2 separate regions of the Homo sapiens genome follow, and region 1 is linked to region 2. Evidence: read pairs that join two places in POLR2A ChIA-PET (ENCODE). Cell type or tissue: PC-3. All regions are shown on one strand. Links, peaks and the distances in the headings refer to the core of each region. The heading gives the core; the rest is flanking DNA.

Region 1 (2,500 bases), core at 1-2,500, 180 kb after region 2:
ACACCTATAATCCCAGCGCTTTGGGAGGCTGAGGTGGGAGGATTGCTTGAGCCCAGGAGTTTGAGAACAGCCTAGACTACGTAGCGAGACCCTATCTCTACGAAAAATTTTAAAAAATTAGCCATGCATGATGGCATGTACCTGTAGCCCCAGCTATTCAGGAGGCTGAGGGGAGAATTGTTTGATCCCAGAAGTCTGAGGTTACAGTGAGCTAAGATCATGCCACTGTACTCTATCCAGCCTGGGAGACAGAGCAAGACTCCATCTTTAAGAAAATTTTAAATAATAATAATTTAGAAAATAATATATGTGAAGATTTCAAAAGACTCAGGAGATAGGTGAAGAAATTTCTTTTCTATGTTAATATGAAGCATTTGGCACAGATTGTACTTTAAAACAGTAGAGATGGACGCATTCTGTGGCATATCAGTAATAGCTGATATGCTTTGCTCCTGGAGTTGCCATTTTGAGAAAGGTCAAGGATCCTCAGCCATTAGTCACCTAGACACCTGACTGAAGGCCACAAGCATAGTTACAGTTTTTAGGAGGGAGTCAGGAACACAGAGTACAATGACAAGCTTTAATCTAATTCAAGTAGCAAGTATGCAGCACCAACTCACACGGGTGTACACTGTGTGATAATATTAATACATGCTGTTCCAACCCTGTACTCCTACATTTAAAGATCCTACAGACCTCATCCACAAAGTATTCCTTTCCCTGTCCCAACTCTCTTAAAGTACAACATAATGCAAAGTGGACTTCTTGTTCTTATCAAGGCCAAACAGTGATAGTACAGGACACTGCATGAGTACACCCAAAACTAAAAATAAAACCACAAGGATGCAGCTTAAATATATACAATTTCCATTTGTCAATTATATCTCAATAAAGCTAAGGGGAAAACTGAATTTTAAAAAATAACCCACAATGAGTCATATTGAAAACATTCAAAACATTTCAAGGGAAACACCAAACCCTTTGCTAGAGGATGTATACTAGATAACAAAGCCTAAACACACACACACACCCATCATGAGCACACACACACACAAAACCCACAGGCTCACTAAATTCTCTTATTTCAGATTATTGAGATTAGGAGGGTATGCAGCCAGTTTTGACTTCAAATAAAACAGGACTCTGTCCAAGTCAATTGATAACTGAAGGGGAAGCAGCATGTTGGGAAAGAATGGGAGAGGAACAAACGTTACAGCTGCCCAAGCTATATGTTCCTCAAGTCTTGGTAAGTAGTTTATTTTAAAGATGTGTATAAGTCACAATCTTTAAATCCTTTAAAACCTGAATAACCAGTCCTGTTCTTTCTCCCTTCTTCCCTTATTCTCTTGTCAAATCTAGCGTCAGTGCAGATTCTGAGTGTGCAGAGTTCAATCAAGAACTCTGCTACCTCCTGGTCCATCAGCTCCACAGTCCTTCCTCCATCTCATACTAGGGTTGCAGCAGAAATAGACTGAGTATACAAGCAAGAGTGTCTTACAGATACTAGCAGTTTTCAAATGTATGTTGATTCTGTTGTGATGAATAAAATTTTTAAATTATCTTAAAATATTACTAAATTGGCCAGGCGTGGTGGCTAACGCCTATAATCCCAGTATTCTGGGAGGATTGACTGAACCCAGGAGTTCTAGACCCACCTGGACAACATAGTGAGATCCCATCTCTAAAAAAAAAAAAATTTTTTTTTTCTTTTAGTTAGCCAGGTATGGTAGCATGCATGCCTATAGTCCCAGGTACCTGGGAGGCTGAGATGAGAGGATCACCTGAGCCCAGGAGGCTGAGGCTGCAATGAGTTGTGATCACACAACTACATTCCAGCCTAGGTGACATAGCAAGATCCTGTCTCAAAAAATTATATAAAATAAAATAAAATATTATGAAATTCACTGTATCATTTGTTTGTTTGTTTGAAATAGAGTCTCACTTTGTCACTCAGACTAGGGTGCAGTGACATGATCTCCACTCACTGCAATCTCTGCCTCCCAGGTTCAAGCCATTCTCCCACCTCAGCCTCCCAAGTAGCTGGGACTACAGGCACTCCTCACCATGCCCAGCTAATTTCTGTATTTTTAGTAGAGACGGGTTTCCACCATGTTAGCCAGACTGGTCTTGAACTCCTGACCTCAAGTGATCTGCCCACCTTAGCCTCCCAAAAGGCTGGGATTACAGGTGTGAGCCATCGCACCCGGCCTGTATCTTTTTGTTTTTATGCATTTCTTAATCAAGAAATAATTTAAAATCTCACTATTATTATTTTGTTGTTGGTTTTTCTGTTTTTGTTTTTTTTTGAGACATAGTCTTGCTCTGTCACCCAGGCTGAAGTGCAATGGCGTGATCTCAGCTCACTGCAACCTCCACCTCCCAGGCTCAAGCAGTTCTCCTGCCTCAGTCACCCGAGTAGCTGGGCCTACAGGTGTGCAGCATCACGCCCAGCTAATTTTTGTATTTTTGGTAGAGACGGGATTTCACCATGTTGGCTACA
Region 2 (8,174 bases), core at 2,890-5,389:
CCTGTAGTCCCAGCTACTTAGGAGGCTGAGGTGGAACGATCACTATGATCATGCCACTCAACTCCAGTCTAGGCGACAGAGTGAGACCACCTCTTAAGAAAAAAAGAAAAAGGAAAATTTTTTTAAACCGTAAATGTCAAGAATGTTTTCCTGCAATTCTCCACTAAATTTCTGGATCTTGCTAAGATTTTCTCTTTGCTCTTTCTACCTGTTGTAGAAGTTTGCTTTCCCCTTCTCTACAAGATAAAAAAAAAAAATCCCTTATGAACATTTTCCCACCCAAGTCAAACCGGAAAGTTTCAGAAAAAAAAAAAAAAAAGGGATAATTTCAAGTATCCAGCTAAACGTCAAAATTTATTTTTCCCCTAGGGCTTCCATCAGGCTTTACTCAACACAGACCTACAGACCTAGAAATCACACCTCTCTCTAGCCTTCCTAAATAAAAAAGCATTAAAGTTATAGGAATGTTTGAAGAAAGTTTTATTTTGTATATGTTATTAAAACTTTGTGTGTACAAAGTGAAACATTTTTATAAATGTTACATTTATACTTTTAAAAACCCACTTGCAACTGATTAGAATACAAAGTAAAATTTTACAGGGAAATGTTATAGATAATGTTTAGATCACTTTTCTAAATTATTGAAAAAGTCCAGTTGCAATCTTATTGAAGTTCTACAGAGGGAGCTAGTATCACAAAGAATAAAGTTATAATACATGAACTTCAAAAAAAGACCTAGTCTGTTGGAAATATCAGATTACCATTCATCAATATGAGCTCACTTTATCCTCTAAAGTTTTACCTTAACAATTAGCCAACTCAAAATAAAACACAGTATTACCTACAAATTGTGACGTATTTCTAGTGAACCATACTAAAACTTATAAAATATAATTTCCATGAAAAATACCTTTAAATACTTTTCAAGTAGGTATGTTCATAATGAACAATATCACTCCTCCAAAGAAGTTTTTTAAAAAAGGTTCCTAAGTCACTGAACTTATACAAAATGGAAAGCAATCAAAAAGATCTAAACAGTTCTATCCTTTTCTTATATAAACCAAGTTACGAAGTCTCTTCCTCATCTGTAAAATGGGAATGATTACAATATCTGCTTCACAGAGTTGCTGTGGGGATTAAATTAGATCACAAAATAATTAAAACAATGCCCTTCTTCCTTGTTCTTTAACATGTATTATTTAATTGTTCAACACTTTCCAAAAAGAAATCAACATAGAGTTTTCAAGGTTAGATTGGCTGCTAATAAATACTAAAAGTTCACTCAAGACCCCCAAGTCTATATCATTCCCAAAAGGTCTGACTCAACCCTTAAGGGGAAATAGTGTTGGCATAACTCTTACATTAAAATCTGCCATAGCTACATTCTCAAAATATTTCTGTTTGTTGTAGACCAAGAAGAAAGAGAATTCATCACACCAGCAGTTTCTCTCTCCATTCTGTTACCCTCAATAAATTTCATCCCATAAATATATCTTGTCAAGTAAATTGCAGTTAAGGATCAATGAACTACACTTTGACTAAAGTGCTCTGAATAAAGTTTCTAGGAAACACCTTATCCTTCCCCCTAAAAATTGACAGGAAAGATCATTATCCTTTTTTGTTATTGTTGAAGAGTTTTATGCTAGAAATTCAGAAGCTATACCCAGAGGGATCACTGAACAGACTAAAAGAGAAGTAGGTAATGAAAGAAATCATTTGTTTAATGGACAATGACAGAAAAGCACTAATCTAAACCCAAAATGATATCGGAGGAACTTAAGTTTGGAAGACTAAGTGATTAAACAAAGTTAAGGTATTAAACTATGTCAAGAAGGAGTACACTTCCCCTAATTTCCTCTCCTATATGGTTTCAGCTTAAGATATGTCACAAGAGAAATTTGCAAAAAATTTAGGGGATGCAATTGAAGCAGTAGCCATTACATTCCAAAGGCAGTCATTGGTTAGAGGCAGGAAGGACAGACACAAAGGTATGGGCAGAACTGTAATCTGTCCTTACTCATCCCCACTCTACCTTACGTCCACAACTACCAGGACCAAGCCTATCACCAGATTTTTCACTAAAGGCCCATAAAGGTGGTAGTTGCAAAGAGCCCACAACACACGAACCTCCTTCACAGTTTCCCTATTAACAGAACACGCAATTCATTAACCTACATCAAAAGGCAGTTTAGCGATTTTTCTCTCACATTTTAGGGACCTTAATATCCCCAGTTTTTCTCATGATTGAATAAGATTTAATTCCTGTAATAAATTTCTTAATATCATAGTGGCATTGAATTCTAACTAATACCCCAAGACTACAGCCTATGGCAAAACTCATACATAAACTAAGTTTCTTCTAATGCTAAGTCCAGGGCACCATATAGTGCTTCATAAGTAGAAGGTAGCAATTTAAATTAATTCTTTAAGGATTTTAAGATTTTACCACCAATAACACACATTTTTCATTCACCTATCGTTCATGAATATAAGACCATGTTTAATCACAAAATTATTCCTTATAGGCCAGACGCGGTGGCTTACGCCTGTAATCTCAGCACTTTGGGAGGGCAAGGCGGGTGGATCACGAGGTCAGGAGTTCGAGACTAGCCTCACCAACACAGTGAAACCCTGCCTCTACTAAAAATAGAAAAATCAGCCGGGTGTGGCGGCGTGCGCCTATAGTCCCAGCTACTTGGGAAGCTGAGGCAGGAGAATGGCGTGAACCCGGGAGGTGGAGCTTGCAGTGAGCTAAGATTGTGCCACTGCACTTCAGCCTGGGTGACAGAGCAAGACTCCGTCTCAAAAAAAAATTTTTTTTTTAAATCCTTATAATGAGTTACCTTCCTTGATGACAGTGTTAATTATTTTCTGTTTGTTTTTTTTTGGGGGGGGGGGGTGCGGGGGGGTTGTTTGTTTGTTTTTTGAGACGGGTTCTCACTCTATTGCCCAGGCTGGAGTGCAGTTGTGCAATCTTTGCTCACTGCAGCCTCAACTTCCTGGGCTCAAGCAATCCTCTCACCTCAGCCTCCTGAGTAGCTGGGACTGCAGGTGAGTGCCACCATGCCCAGCTAATTTTTTTTATACTTTTAGTAGAGACAGGGTTTCGCCACGTTGCCAAGGCTGGTTTCAAACTCCTGAGCTCAACTGATCTACCTGCCTCAGCCTCCCAAAATGCTGGGACTACAGGCGTGAGCTACCACACTCGGCCAATTATTTTCTTTTAAGCAACAAAATATTTAAGCAAATCTTTCCGAAGTTTTATAATCCAGGTATAAAAATTTCATAGAAGTTATGAGATCCTAGAATTTTACAGTAAGATCACAATTAAAAGTTCAGCAAAAGAGGTGAACTCAGATCTCAATTGGTTGAGAATCATTTGTAGATTATGTATAAGCCTGAAATGATCTCAATCAACTCTAGTTTTGGATCCTTACGGAAGTAACCTGACCACCTGACCATATCAGTAAAAGAAAAAAAAAAAGACAAACAAAAAAAAGCAGCAAAGAAATCTAACACAGATTTAGTACTTACTCCTGGAGATGCAGCCTTATAAGCACAAACGGTAACTCTTATTACAATGAACTATTTAAACCTTAGTTTAAAAAGCAATACAGTGAAAAGGTTACCTTACAAGTATTATGACTACATACAAAAATAAACTTTAAAAAAAACTTTTCTTGGCCAGGCATGGTGGCTCACACCTGTAATCCCAGCCCTTTGGGAGGCCAAGGCAGACATATCACTTGAGCCCAGGAGCTCAAGACCAGCCTGGACAACATGGCAAGACCCCATCTCAACAAAAAATACAAAAATTAGCCAGGTGTGGTGGTGCACAGTGGTAGTCCCAGATACTCAGGAGGCTGATGGGAGGATTGCTTAAGCCCACAAGGTCAAGGCTGCAGTGAGTCATGATCACGCCACTGCACTCCAACCTGGGCAACAGAGTTAGATCTTGTCTCAAAAAAAAAACAAAAAAAAAACTTTTCTTACATGAGAGGCATTTATAGCTCAGGATAAAATTTCCAGCGAAAATATCATACATAGAAAGAGGCTGATGTGTTCTAGAGAAAAGGGCTCCAATGATGACAAAGTTGCTAATGATGAAGATTCTGAATAAGACTGTTCAAAGAAATGGGAAGGAAAAAGAAAAAACTAATTCTATTTAATATGTGGTTGTAAAATGTATACATTTGACTTACTTCATGAGCACACCTAAGAGCTTTTGTATCAAGCTGACCAAATAGCTTTGTGTTGCATCCTCTCCTTAGAAGAATGTAAAGTGCCTTGTATTTGGAAGTAATTAATTCTTTTCAACTCACTCAATATTGGTTATAGGTCTGAAGTGATTTCCAAAACCAAAACACAATACTGTGAAACTGATTTAATTAACTAATGAGTTCTCTGTGATCCGTTACCAAGTCTTGCAATGGATATTAATCCCTTTAAAAAAAAAAATTACTGGCGGCCAGGCGCGGTGGCTCACGCCTATAATCCCAGCACTTTGGGAGGCTGAGGCAGGCGGATCACCTGAGGTCAGGAGTTTGAGACCAGCCTGACCAATATGGTGAAACCCTGTCTCTACTAAAAATATAAAAATTAGCCAGACGTGGTGGCAGGCACCTGTAGTCCCAGCTACTCAGGAGGCTGAGGCAGGGGAATCACTTGAACCTGGGAGGCGGAGATTGCAGTGAGCCAAGATCGCGCCACTGTACTCCAGCCTGGCAACAGAGTGAGACTCCGTCTCAAAAAAAAAAAAAAAAGTTACTGGCTGGGTGCAGTAGATCATGCCTGTAATCATAACACTTTGGGAGCAGAGGCAGGAGGACTGCTTGAGGTCAGGAGTTTGAGACCAACCTGAGCAACATAAGGAGACCTCATCTCTAAAAACAAGACTGTAGTGAGCCATGATCATGCAACTGTTTTCTAGCCTGGGTGACAAAGCGAGACCCTGTTTCAAAAAAAAAAAAAAGACTATATACTTAGAGAACTGCTTGGTGTGACAAAAACAGCACTTAAATGGGACTCAGGAGACTTGGTTTCTGGTCTAGTACTGTCCTTAAGTAGCAATGTAAACTATAGCAAGTCATTTTATCAATGTTACTCTCACCTTATTCATGATAAAATACGGATATTGGTTCAAGGGTTCATTTCTAGAATCAAAATACTATAATTTTAAAGATACAAAAAAAACCGGGCCCTGAGAATAGGATCATAAAAATGTTTATGATATTTTTAAAACTGTACCTTATTTATGAACACTAAAAAAAAATAAGCATTTAACCTTGCTGTCGGTCCTAGCTTATTTCAATTTTGACTTTTTGCTTCACAGGATTTTTTTCTATTAGCTTTACAGATATCCAGTTCTTAGCTCATTCTTACCAAAAAAAAAAAAAAAAAAGATTCTTTTAACAGGGTCTCATTCTGTCACCCAGGCTGGAGCACAGTGGCACGGATCATAGCTCACTGCAGCCTGGACCTCCTGGTCTCAAGCAATCCTCCCACCTCAGTCTCCCAAGTAGCTGGGACTACAGGCAGGCACCACCACATCCGGCTACTTTTGTTAACTTTTTGTAGAGACAAGAGTCTCACTATATTGTCCAGGCTGGTCTCCAACTCGTAGACTCAAGCAATCCTCCTGCCTCAGCCTCCCAAAGTGCTGGGATTATAGGCACAAGCCCAGTCTATGATCTTGATGATTTCAAAGAACTGCTAAGTCACAGCATTAACAATTAATTTAAGAGCATACCAGACCGGGCGCGGTGGCTCACGCCCGTAATCCCAGCACTTTGGGAGGCCAAGACGGGCAGATCACGAGGTCAGGAGATCAAGACCATCCTGGCTAACACGGCAAAACCCTTTCTCTACTAGGAATACAAAAAATTAGCCGGGCGTGGTGGTGGGCGCCTGTAGTCCCAGCTACTCTGGAGGCTGAGGCAGGAGAATGGCGTGAACCCAGGAGGCGGAGCTTGCAGTGAGCCGAGATCACGCCACTGCACTCCAGCCTGGGCGACAGAGCGAGACTCCATCTCACCAAAAAAAAAAAAAAAAAAAAAGCATACCAGATGTTATTGTCTCTAACTTCCCTGACATATCCCTACACATTCCATTTAAATACTTATAACTTTCCTGCTGGTTTGGAAATTGACCTATTCACTAAGAAATTACATTTTTACACTGCACCAAAGATCATATCCTGAGCACGTCCTAATACCCTTGAAGGTTCATGCCTATTGCATAATTTATTTATTTTCTTCCATCTCATCATAATCGTAAATTGGCAAGCATTTAAATATCACAATATAATTAACTTTTATAAGACAACATTTAAAAATTTAAGGGGTTATTCTGACAAAATAATTTAATTTTTGACATTAAAAAATCATAATGGAATTCATTCACTATCAGAAGGGAAAATACACTTCATATTTAGAACAGTATACACTGCTTACAAAAGTTCACTGTTTACCTTGGTAGCTATCTTAAAAAGCCAAGTAAATAAATGTGAATCCCTTTTAAAGAGATTTTCCCCTTGCCTTATAGCAAACAAAAAAAAAATCTTCAGATACCAGGTTACTCTGTGTTAAGTAGTATGGATACTTCTGAATTTATTTATATTTGCATTTGGAATTCACCCCTAACTCCAGACAACTTTTAACTTTCCTTACCTAAATCTATATGATCAGATCTCATAATCCAAGGTAATACAAAATTTATATATTCATAAAATAGATATTCATGGAAACAAAATGGTTCTATTTTCAATAACTGCAGATGTGTCCAAAGATTTTGAAAAGCCACTATTGGAGAGTAAGATTCCATTTATAAATAAAATCAGTATCTTTTACTTTTTCTTAAACCGCTTTATTGAAGTATAATTGACATATAAAAAGCTGCACACTATCTTTTCTTTAATGCCTAGCACAATGGAAAGTAGGTGAAAAAATACTTAGTAAAATAGTGATGTTTTCCTAATTTATTTTAAATTATTCCATTTACAAAACTAAAACTGAAAAAAACTAGAAAGCTAATGAAACCAGTTGATTACTGGATCATGTATAGAACAAACTATAAATCCTATAGTTTTAGATAAATCACATCACAACTTGAATTGCTCAGCTTTCTCTACTTAAAATCATCCCCCAAGGTCTTCAGTATGTAGAATAATGAAAAACAGGAAGTTGAGAAAAACCACTTTGCTTAGAAAAACAAGTGTCACTGCTGACCAATATTTCCCTGTTTTCCCATGCCAATCTTCCTCAGACAGAGAAACAAGTATACTCGTGAAGCATCAGTGACTAAGTGTATATGAAATCTGAATCACAAAATTTCAGGAACTAAAAATGTTTTAATGAAAACATACTTAATATTCATTAATATCAAGATAATTAGAACTATCATTGTACTCTCTTATTGGTATTCTTTTTTTATTTTTTTAAAGGCAAGGTCTCACTCTGCTGTCCAGTCCAGAGCTCAGTGGAATGATCATGGTTCACTGCAGCCTTGATCTCCTAGGCCCAAGAGATCTACCTGCCTCAGCTTCCTGAGCAGCTGGGACTGCAGGCACACACCACCTCATCAGGCTAATTTTTTTTTCTTTTTTTTGAGACAGAGTCTCGCCCTGTCACCCAGGCTGGAGTGCAGTAGCGTGATCTTGGCTCACTGCAACTTTTCCTCCCAGATTCAAGCAATTCTCCTGCCTCAGCCTCCTGAGTAGCTGGGATTACAGGCACCCACAACCATGCCTGGCTAATTTTTGTATTTTTAGTAGAGACAGGGTTTCACCATCTTGGCCAGGCTGGTCTTGAACTCCTGACCTCAGGTGATCCACCCACCTCGGCCTCCCAAAGTGCTGGGATTACAGGCGTGAGCCACCGTGCCCGGCCTTTTTTAAGTTTTTCGTAGAGATGGGGTCTCACTATGTTTCCCAGGCTGGTCTTGTACTGCTGGCCTCAAGCAATCCTTCCACCTCAGCCTCTCAAAGTGTTGGGATTACACATGTGAACCACCATGCCAGGCCACTCTTTATTTATTAATATCAAGATAATTAGAGCTATCACTGTACTCTCTTATTGGTACTCTTATAGAATTAGGGTTAATTTTCAAAGAGCAGGTCAATGTGATGGTGCCAACACATTTTTACAATTTTATAATTAATCAAGCTTTAACAGACT

The links. Peaks named below come from ENCODE experiments on the same cell type or tissue, not always from the same donor. Only the 100,000 strongest peaks of a DNase experiment are listed, where the experiment ranks them.
Region 1: POLR2A ChIA-PET joins it to region 2 with 11 read pairs; 2 of 35 experiments call an interaction of 5 or more read pairs at or near these places.

What each region holds. Positions count from the first base shown.
Region 1 is chr10:74,054,727-74,057,226 of GRCh38, reverse strand. All of the region lies in intron 2 of VCL (vinculin), which reads right to left. Among named protein-coding and RNA genes, the nearest start is that of VCL, 58 kb to the right of the region's middle. In PC-3, for the core only: no CTCF peak of the experiment used is centred there; DNase peaks (open chromatin) are centred at 536, 1,026 and 1,286; H3K4me3 peaks cover 1,481 bases; H3K27ac peaks cover 2,454 bases.
Region 2 is chr10:74,227,274-74,235,447 of GRCh38, reverse strand. The region is part of intron 3 of ADK (adenosine kinase); the gene reads right to left. LOC124902456 (a long non-coding RNA gene) reads right to left here and starts at 5,382. Exons shown (of 2, transcript XR_007062198.1): 1 at 1-5,382. RefSeq lists an enhancer at 7,462-7,511. In PC-3, for the core only: no CTCF peak of the experiment used is centred there; a DNase peak (open chromatin) is centred at 3,897; H3K27ac peaks cover 1,130 bases.